Regions from separate parts of the Mus musculus genome. Here region 2 is linked to region 1. The links are chromatin loops, found by intact Hi-C in ENCODE. Cell type or tissue: heart. All regions are shown on one strand. Links, peaks and the distances in the headings refer to the core of each region. The heading gives the core; the rest is flanking DNA.

Region 1 (5,376 bases), core at 236-5,235:
GATTCCTTTTTAGCTCCTATTATATGGGTTGACTTTGTCTTCTGGACTTACTATATACTATTGTTTAGCTCATTGCCCAAGTTTAAGATACAAAAAGTAATCCTGGAACTCCCCCCAAACAGTTTTAGCTATTATTATTATTATCACTATCATCATCATCATGATGTCTCTCTGTGTGTGTGTGTGTGCGTGTGTGTGTGTGTGTGTGTGTGTGTGTGTGTGATGTGATGTGAGTGGGGGGGCGGCATTTACAAGCCACAGCATGCATGCGAAAGTCAGAGAACAACTTAATGGAGGTCCCAGGGATTGAACTCGGGTTGCTAAGCTTATTGGCAAGCACTTTTAACCCTGAGCCACTTTGATGGCCCCTAATCAAGATTAACCCTTTCCTTCCTACCTCTAGCTCAGTAGGAAAACATGGAAGCAGCGAAGCCAGAATCCTCCCCGTGAGTTGAAGAGAGGGAGAGGGTGAGCAGACAGAGAAATCCTCTGTGTCGGTGGGGCTTGGGGGTAGAGTGTAGAGGAGACGAAGGAAGATTGGCACAAAGCTATTGGTCTCTGTCTGTGTCATATTCCAGGAGATCCCTGACTGTGGTGCTACATCCCATCCTGCCTAGAGCCCATGGTAACCCATGGTAACCCATGGTAACCCATGGTAAGTGTGAGCAGAGCCTCTCAGGCTTCCTGTCCATCCCTGTATCCAGCATCCGCATCCAAAGCTCCAGCCTCATCAACCTTTTAGGGTCAAATCTGGGGCTTGGTAGCCCTTACAAGCTAGGCTTTGGCATCCATCTTCAATATGCCAATTAAAGAGATGGGTAATAGTGAAAAACAGAGATGTGTTCAGTGTAGCTGCCTGGAAAGAGAAACAGAGACTCAGTGGCCTCCCCACCCACCCCAGCACCACCCCACCTTCCATGTCCATCTTTGAGATTCTGACTTGAGGTTTAGGTTTAATACAGGGCAAGAGGTCAGCACAACTAGGCGTTCCTGGTCAGGGCGTGATCCCACTTATCATTGATCCTGCAAGGTGGTTTGTCATCATACCTGTGAAAACTCTTCCTCGGTGACAAGCCTTTTCCTGAAAGACAAGCACCCCATCTAGCCGGCCCCACCCCCATGCCCTACTACCGCTGCCAAGAAGACTCTTAAATCAACTCCAGTTCCGTGGGGTCTGTTTCCTCAGTTTTGAGAGATGGAAGGAGAGGCACAAGTGTCTCTCTGCCAGGATGGTTGTATAACAGCCATCCCGACCACATACTGTCCTGCTCAACTCTGTCCCATCTCAAACTGGAGCACTCACTGTCTTCCCCCTTCACACCTACTTCAGTCCTTCCTCGGCTGCCCAAATCTTCCATTTCCTTCTGTTTGCCTCTCCCAGTCGCACCTGCCAAATTCCAAGTCCACATGACCACACACACACACACACACACACAGGCTACTGTCACTCCTCCAGATGAAGGCAGATGACAGGACTCCTCCCCTGTCTCATTAGCGCATCGTTTATTCATTCACTTTCTTAGCGTAGCATTTTCCCTGCACTGGATATCCATGGACCACTCATTTACTTAAAAGTGGTACCTTTGAGATCAGGATGTCTTCTCGCTCAGCTTTGAATTTCCCTGTGTCCAGCAAAGAACCTTGAACCTGTAACTCCTTCCACAGTCAATAAACAGTTGTTGGTTTGAAGTGAACTTTTCAGAGCTGATGTGGTTCAAATCCTAATTTACTATTTTATATACTTTCGGTTTGCTTTTAAACTTTTCCTTTATTTTATCGACTTGGTGGTATAGAATATTAACCCTTACTGCTTTTTTTCTTTTTTAAATTTTCAACAGACATACAAAAAAAATCAAAATTAACTATCTCAATGGGCTACCATGAGATACATGTGTATGTTGTACAATGGTTAAATCGACTTTATCATTTCTTTGTGAGCAATGATCCCCAACCCTTCTTACTCGGTGAGAAGTCCTTCTTGCGTCATACAGACCATGTTTGATCTCCATGCTGTGCAGCAATACCCCAGAGCTTCCTGCTTCTGGCTGTAACCCAGTAGTCTTGCTCTCCCATTCCTCCCCCATCACTTCACACGTTTTTTTCTGGAGTACAAAGAAATGGTCTAAGACACATTCCTTTGTGGAGAGAGAAGGCAAGAGCAAAGCATGGGAGAGGCTCTTGACCCAGGCAGTCTTGGTCAACTGCATTCCACAGCTTGAATTTCATCCAGCTCTTGAGCATGTTGTCTCTGGGTGTTACCTCGCCAGGAACGCCTTCAACCAGCCTGGCTTCATGCCTCTCAACTTTGTCACCTATCACCATGAGAGTGTGTGGCGCAGAGCATCACCAACAGGAAAGACAGTTACATAATCCAAGTAGAAAACATACTCAACTCCTATTAGGAGTCAGGCACTTGGCTAGAGGCTGGGGATAGAGATGACCGAGACCAATGTGGCGGGAACATCTCCAAAAGAATTCCAGAAAGAGCAGGTGCTGACCCTGCCAGACCACTAGCCAGTACCAGGGTCCACATTAAGCATCTTAGACTCACTAGCTCATTTAATTCTCAGTATAGTTTCTACCATTGCCCTTATTGTACAGATGGAAAAACGGAAACCCAAAGAGCTCCTGGATTAGCAAGTAGTGGAACTAAGTGCTTAATCCTAGGGTTTGTGACTTGAGACCATTCTGAGATCCACAGCCTCTGCCTTCCCAACTGGCTTCTTTTCTGATCAACCGAGAGTCTTAGCTCTCTTTCTTGTTCCCATAGGGAGACTGTAGGTGAAGGTATATATGACGTAAGCAACCTCCTCCTCTGCGGCTGGAGATTGCGTGAGTGTGAATGGAGTAATCGCTCCTGCGTTTCCTCAGCATTCCTCCACCGCAATACTCACAGGCTGAAAGAGCCCGAGGGTAGAAGCTATGTCATACCGCACATGTGCACTGAGTGATCACCCCTACCTCCCCGGAACATTCCTCTACCAAGCAACCCTCACAGGCCAGACCGAAAGAGAGTGTAGGCAGAGGCTGGGTCAGCTTGGTCACGTGACTTACAGGCATCCTCCATACCTTCCTCTGCCTGATACTCTGACTGTATACCTTACGCTCTGTTGTGAGCTTTCAGAAGCCTCCTCAGTTCTTCAACAGAAGAGGCAAAGTGTAAGCGAGTAAGCCTGCCTTGATCCTATGCGCATGCTCAGCCAGAAAGCCTACCTTGAGTCTCTCGCATGCTCAGCCGGGCGCACAGACAGAACAATAGAGGCGTGTATGAAACAGACTTAGAGAAGGACCCCATCGGCTTGCAGGAGACCTCATCCCACTTTCGTCCCCCAGATGCTAGTTGGGTATCCAGATGCTCACGTGACTGGGATTAGCTCCTCTGAGGACCTGCATTCTTCTTTCTTTTCAAAAATCAGCTTCTTGGAAGACGCCTTTTACAGAATAGAGCCTCTCGCTAATAATAAGTTCAGTATCTCATTGGAATCCTTGTGTATTGCTGATAAAATATGATCTAGTGTAGACACTGGGGCAATGATATACGGCTCCTCGAGAAGTTAAACAGTTGGGTGTGGTGTCCCAAACCAGAGGCAGAGTCTCTTTGAGTTCAAGGTCAGCCTGGTCTACATACATAGTGAGGTCCAGGCCAGCCAGGACAACACAAAGAGACCCTGCCCGTTCCCCCCCACCCCGCCCCCAGAAAACAAGAAAATAAAAAAAGTTGAACAGGTAGCCACGTGTGATGGCACATGCCTATAATTCCAGTGCTTTGGGGTTGAGGCAGGATGATTTCAAGTTTGATTCCAGACCGGACTTTGTAGCAAGACCTTCTCTTTGAAAAACGTATTACATTTATTTGTTCGTTGCGTGTATGTGAGTGTGAGCACATTTCAGGGGCGTGTGTGTGTGTGTGTGAGAGTGTGTGTGTGTGTGTGAGTGTGTGTGTGTGTGTGTGTGTGTGTGTGTGTGTGTGTGTGTGTGTGTGTGTGGTCAAAGCAGGCAAGATCTTCATGGCAAAACTCCAGGGAAACAAACCCCAGTAGACAGGGCCCCATTGAGAAATACACCTTCTCCAGTGTAGATGGGAGTTTTTCTGTCTCTTCCAGTTCCCTTGGCTCTCATATTTTTGAGATTTCATTCCAAGAAGAATTCCCAGCCCTGGGTTGGCGGCTCTCATTAAACTGACGTTTTTCCCACGTGTATCTCTCCTAAACTTGCTGTTTGTTGCCATTGGATGCTCCTGGCTGCCGTCCATGCGAGGCTCTGCCCATCTAGCTTGAACAGTGCCTCCATTATAAGAGAAGCATGCCCCAGCAAGCTCCAGGGGCAGGTCCTGACCAACTAGAGGGAGGGGCACAGCCTGGGAAACAGGTGGCTCCTCCAGCTGCAGGAATACCTAGTCCCTCACCATGCTGGAGGAGAGACTCCAGTCTCTTTCTTCATTTACTCTTCCCATGTGGCGGGACAGGGCTCAACCTGGAGAAGAAAGCAGAGAAAGGTACTGAGCACTAGGAAACCCATCTGACAGCTGCCATGAACCTTCTGTAGCCCAGACAGAAGGTGTCTCTCAGAGAAATGGTCTTACTTAACTGTAGGAAAAAGGAACTTTCACAACCATATTACCTTCACAGATCTACAGATGTGTGAGGACAAGAGAGAGCAATAAGTGTGAGGGGGTCGGGTGGGAGGGTGAACCTGATCAAAATACAGAGTGTGCATAGGGAAATGCCATAATACAACTCATCGTTATGTATAATTAGTACATGATAATAAACGTCAAAAATTAGGTCAAACCCTTAAAATTGCAGTACAGTAATACAAACATAAAAAAGAGAAACTACTTTCTGGTCTATTTTCTTTTGAGACCCATTATTCTGTGTGATGAATATATGCTAATAAAATATTTTATCTGCTTGATAAAATAGCAACCCCTTCTCTGTGTATGGGCTTTAGGATAGACAGTGAAGTGTCATAGCATCCGGGCTCTTGTCTGTCTACTGAGCTGAAACTGGACAAACATTTTTCTCCATTGGAGACAACAACACAGAACAGAAACCTGAGAGCTGTTGCCTCCAGTCTCCTCACATCTGCAGCAATGATCAGGTCACGGGACCCTTAAGTTAAAATCCAGACTTCCTTTTCTGTCTCCTCCTACTAAACACAGTAACGTAGCAGGTTTCAACTGGGAGACACCTACCAGGCTCTAAAGAAATCTACCAGGAACAATTTTCTTCTTTTGCCAAAGCCTTAATTAACCTAATTAAGGCTCATCCACAACTCTCCATTGCCCAACCCCCACCTGCAGAGGAAAACCCAGCTCACCTCCCAACTGTAAACCAGAAAAACAAAACCTTTTATGAGAACGCAAAGACCTCAGGC
Region 2 (5,376 bases), core at 63-5,062, 60 kb before region 1:
CATGGGGCCGGTGGCACACTCAGTGGCAGAATGGGCTCAACATGCTCGAGACCCTAGCCTGGATCTCCAACACCATGCAACAGAGGCAACATGACCATTCTGCTCTACAGACAGAAGAGTCTTGGAGACCAAGTCAGGGTTAGATTCCCTAGATGGTACTGCATCCATAATATCCAACAGCCTAGTTCTTAAAACATGAGACATCTCTATCTACATCATTAAATATAGCACGGTCTTTTAATGCTAAGACTAGAACAGCTTGCCTTTTGATGAGTTGCAAGAAACACGAGCTTTTAGACTTGGGTTACAATAAATCATCTTCTATTGGGTTCTGATTCTGGTTAAATAGCCTTTCTATTTGATCCGGGACCGGGAGGATTACCCATGGATAAATTCTCCAAGTTGTCTCGGCTTAGCAAGGATCATCTAGGACTTAGGGCTCAGGATTCTGGTTTTTTTTTTTTTTTTTTTTTTTTTTTATTTATTTATTATATGTAAGTACACTGTAGCTGTCTTCAGACACACCAGAAGAGGGCGTCAGATCTTGTTACAGATGGTTGTAAGCCACCATGTGGTTGCTGGGACTTGAACACTGGACCTTTGGAAGAGCAGTCAGGTGCTCTTACCCACTGAGCCATCTCACCAGCCCCCCAGGATTCTGGTTTTAATAGCCCAGGGAGCACTATTACAGGGTTTTAAGCTTTAACTGAGCAGGGTGAAGAGAGGACAAAGCCCCTCCTTCTCCAGTCTATTAACTGAAGGGATAAGAATATCCCAGCTCAGAGGAAAATTGAAAGGCGTGAAATGCTTTGAGAGAAACAGGACCAACTCCCAAATGGTTTATCATACGTGGCAAATCATCTTTCCACGACCAAAGGGAATAAGAAAGAAGTTAGAGGGTAGATTGGACTGGAGAGAGAGTTGCCTAAAGGCTCCAACACTGTGCCAGGTGGTACTGCGATCTCTACCCTAAGCAAATTTTGGGGATAATGGGATAGCGAGGAAGCCTTTTATGAACAGACAAATTATCATCATGCAAGGGGGTCGTGTGCTGCGGCCATAGCAACAGAGGGCTACTTCTTGGTAAATTCCAGAGAAAGACTCTAAAGCTGAACCTGAAGCTCAGAGTCAGGGGATTAATAAAAACAGCAACAAAACCTGAACCGAAGTATGGCAGTGTGCCTGTTAGGTGCAGCACAGAGATGTGGTGATGTGGCGGGAAGAGCAACCTGGCAGGTCAGGTCCTCCATCCCTATCCCCACGACAGTACCCTTCCCTCCCGCCCGCCCCCACCCCCCTCCCCCGCCTTAGTTTTGTCTTCTGACAAACCGGAAGACCAACCTTATAGCTGATCGCTAACGTCCCTTTAAACCATGACAACCCTGATGAGAATAAACCTTCCCGAAGCTTTCCAGCACAGCGGGAAGAGTTACTGAGCTTGGAAACCGAAAGGAAAGCAGGCGAGATGCTCCCACTACAGGAGGAGAAAGCAAGGGGCCGGATCTGGAAGGCAGTGGAAACCCAAAAAGAGGATGGTGTTGAGACAGGGTAGGGTGGATAGGGGCTGGGCGCCCGGGGAACTGCGGAATGATTTGGGGACTGAGATACATATGATGGAGGCCCGCGGCAGCCGCGGGAACCCGCCAGTCCCGGAGGATACATAGGCTTGGGGACTCACCTGCGTCTGCTCCTCCGTGAGACCCGCCTCGGCTGCGATGAGGCACAGCGTGGTGGGGTCCGGGTGCTTGTTGACCTTGTTGAAGTTGTACTCCAGGATCTCCACCTGGTCCTCCGTGGGGCCGCTCGCGGTCTGCGCCGACATGGTCCGTGCGCGTCTGCAGGGGAACCAGATGGCCCGGGTGAGCGAGGTCCGCCTGCCCCCTCCCGCCGTTCCACCGAGGCGCCCCGCGCCGCTGGCTGCGGAGTTTGGGGGGAACCCTCCTTCCCCGGGACCGTCCCCAACCTGACTAAGGATGGAGAGGAGGAAGAAGACGCCTCCCGCCTGACACTCCGAGGGGACAGTATACTGAGGAAGCGCCTCAAGTGCTGCCTCCGGAGATCCGGAGCTGCCCTAGGGACTGAGGACACTCGCGGGGCTGGGCTCCCGTCGCCGTGGGCACGCCTCCCGGGCCGCCACACTCCGCCTCCGCCGCGGGCTAGCACGTGGGGGCCTTGCCAGGGAGCGCAGGGCAACGCACACTTTGGGGAAAGACGCTCACTGCACAAGTTGGGGAAAAAGAGACCGCACTTACAAACAATACTACCAATGGATATTTACTCTTTTTTTTCCCCCTGATTAAAAAATAGCACGTACTGCAGAAAATGTGAAGGACATTAAAATCACAGAGGGAAAATTAAATTGCCAGCTTAGTCGCAAATAACGGCTATAAAATTTTTGGATGATACTTTAAAGATCTTTCCAATGTACTTGTACTGAGACGGAAATGGAAACACAGCGATAATGATTTATGATTTACGGCTGGGTGGTAGCGTGGAGAAGGCTGAGCCATGAGCATGCGGAAGGCAGCTGAACCCCAAATGCCAAGCCTCCATCCCAAGAGCCTACCTACCTCACTGCGGTCTCCTGTATGTGTGTGAGATACCTTTCAAAACCTACCCAATTAATCAGGATCAAAATCAACTATCATTTAGAACCTCAGACTTCAGCCCAGAAAAATAGGTCCACCTCCAGCTTCCAGTTCTCCAGCAACAAATGTTGTCAGCATATCGCAGCAACAACCTTCCTGCTGCGCCACACCAATATAGCTTCAGACTTGGGGCTAAGAAAACTACCAGGTGTGTTCCCTCCTCCTATGCTTCCTGTTGAAAACTAGGAGGTAAAGACGGTTGGTCTTCAAGATATTCTTGGCTGTAGATTCTGTCCAGGCTTAGCCAAGCAGTAGTGTGGGAATCACCCTGGCTTGTTGCATTAACAATCGCAGAGTCCCGAGCGGGTTTTGATGTGGTTTGTGCCTGGGGGTGAACTATCTGGATAGTGTGCTCAGAGCTAACCACCTTCTCATCTGTGGCTTATACCTCCTACTTCCTAAGTCAATGCTTCTTACCTCTCCTCTAGTTCCCTTGAAGAGGTTTCAGACAGGAGGAACTTTTCAACTACGTGGGACTGGGCCTCAAAGCATTTGCCAAGTCACCAGCAAATCATTTTCAGGGAACTAGATGTCCCTCTACTTAAAATTTGTACCAAGGATCCCCGACTCTGCACCAAGGCTGTGGCCCATCTGGTTAGAAATACCTTTCCTGGGCTGGAGAGATGGCTCAGCGGGTAAGAGCATTGACTGCTCTTCCAGAGGTCCTGAGTTCAATTCCCAGCAACCACACATGGTGGCTCACAACCATCTGTAATGAGATCTGATACCCTATTCTGATGTGTTTGAAGACAGCTACAGTGTACTTACATATAATAAATAAATCTTTTAGAAAAAGAAAGAAGGAAGGAAGGAAGGAAGGAAGGAAGGAAGGAAGGAAACAAGGAAAGAAATACCTTTCCTGTTAGCACGCATTTCCCCTCCCCGTCCTTCTATGACACATACTCTTTTGAAAGTCATCTCACAGTCAGGGACATTGAGGCAGAGGACCCAAAGATTCCACGATTTCCAACAATGGCCAGAACTCTAGAGCGGAAATACTGAGTGTTGGTTCCAGGCCCGTGGTCTGCTAGCCCCCTTACAGTAAGGCAGTCTATCTTCAGTTTAGTGGGAGAAACTTATCAGCATGAGGGCAGGGAGGGGCTTGTCTCCGTTTTCAAAGGGTGCATCTCTAATTAGACACTAATCCCAGCCTATGCTGTCCACCAAGGCCACCACCACCATTCGAGCTGTCAACTGAAACATAGCAGGGGTAACGGCTGCCTCTGGTGTTGCTTCTTGCCCATTCCATTTAATACAGTCCTGCTGATTCTTCCACCAGGACCTTTGTTGATGCCCGGTGGAATCCTCAGGCCTTCAGAAATAGCCCACTGCAGGAACGTGACTCAGACGGGCGTACACGCTTCCCCGGGTTTTTTGTAACTGCTGGTGTATAACTCATGGGTTGCTAATGTCGCTACGTGGGATCAAGTGCATTTTATTTTATTAGTTTTCTGTGGCTTTCTGTTACCAAACTGAGTGGGGTTGTGTGGGGGAGGTCCTGGTTTATTTTAAAGGACTGGTAGGGTGAGTTGGTAGAGGACCGCTGGCCTTGGTTGGCTGCTAAGGAGACTGTGGGAGGGTCTTTGGACAGCATCTAGCTTTCCAAGGTACACTAAACAAGCACACTTGGCTTCTAGCTATGGGGACGCAAGAGCACTACCGTCAGTTTTTTGTTACTGCCCTGCAGAGCTCAGGCGCGATTATTTCAGCCCTCCCTGGTAGGCAAATGTTTGCTGTTGCTTTGTTTCTTTCTGTCTTACTGTAAGAATCAAGCGGCCCTGGTAATGGTGACCTTGTAAAGGTCCTCAACTGTCTCCAGTAAGGAAATAAAGTAGCCATTGAGAAGTTTCTCTGAACTTAGCCTAACCAATATCAGATACAAAGAACTAACAACTACTTTGAAGCCCTGTCAACTTCAATCTTAACACCAGAGTTAACTGCTGCGGTTGTTCACATCTTGTGAAACACCTCGAAGAGCAGTGTGTCCTGTCATTGTGTTTTAGTTCTGTGCTTGGGGAAGTCATTGCACAAGCCCTTTCGAGAGGTTAAATGAAAACCAGCTGGCTTTTTTTCTAAATCCGTTCCAAAGCCTGGGCTGACCTTTGTGTCACAGGCTCAGCTTTATGTCCTGTGAGCCTGTAGTCCTTTGCTTTGGACATATCTACTTACATTAACGAGCTCATACGAAGTGCTATGAACCTTGGCTACCTCCCTATTTAAACATCTTCTCCCTCTCCCAGAATTATGACTTCTCTGTAGCGCCACTAATATCCAATCAAGAGAGAAAGCAATTTGCTACCATAAACCTACTCCAGTTGGCCACAGGGCTGAAGCAGGTGGATTTCCCCCCTAAGACAGGGTCTCAAACTTGCTATATAGTTGGTAAAGACTTTGAATTTCTGAGCCTACCTCCCCCCCATCTGTGTGTGTGTGTGTGTGTGTGTGTGTGTGTGTGTATGTGTGTGTGTGTGCATGTATCTGCACCCTTGCCCATGTGTGCCTCCTGAGAGTGTACCCAGGGTTGCATGCATTTTGGACAAGCATGCCACCAACTGTGAGCTACATTGATAATCCAGGTGAATCACTGCTTAGGACATCTTCCAGTTTTCTTTGCCTGCATTTTTCTTGTGTTCATTGTGAACTGCCTGCAAGCAATTGACTCTGTAAATATTTTTGTATTTTCCCAAGCAAGAAAAAAATGCCGTGTGGCTACTTTTCCAAGAGAAGT

The links. Peaks named below come from ENCODE experiments on the same cell type or tissue, not always from the same donor. Only the 100,000 strongest peaks of a DNase experiment are listed, where the experiment ranks them.
Region 2: it touches region 1 in a loop (2.6-fold over the local background); 17 of 42 quality-filtered maps call a loop at or near these places.

Annotation. Positions count from the first base shown.
Region 1 is chr5:77,152,880-77,158,255 of GRCm38, forward strand. Gm34598 (a long non-coding RNA gene) reads right to left here. Exons shown (of 3, transcript XR_880411.1): 2 at 4,065-4,473. Among named protein-coding and RNA genes, the nearest start is that of Gm34598, 3.6 kb to the right of the region's middle. In heart, for the core only: no CTCF peak of the experiment used is centred there; DNase peaks (open chromatin) are centred at 2,261 and 5,132.
Region 2 is chr5:77,093,188-77,098,563 of GRCm38, forward strand. It overlaps Hopx (HOP homeobox), which reads right to left and starts at 2,080. Exons shown (of 3, transcript NM_001159900.1): 1 at 1,964-2,080; 2 at 1,679-1,835. The coding sequence starts at 1,822. In heart, for the core only: no CTCF peak of the experiment used is centred there; a DNase peak (open chromatin) is centred at 2,094; H3K4me3 peaks cover 1,936 bases; H3K27ac peaks cover 2,772 bases.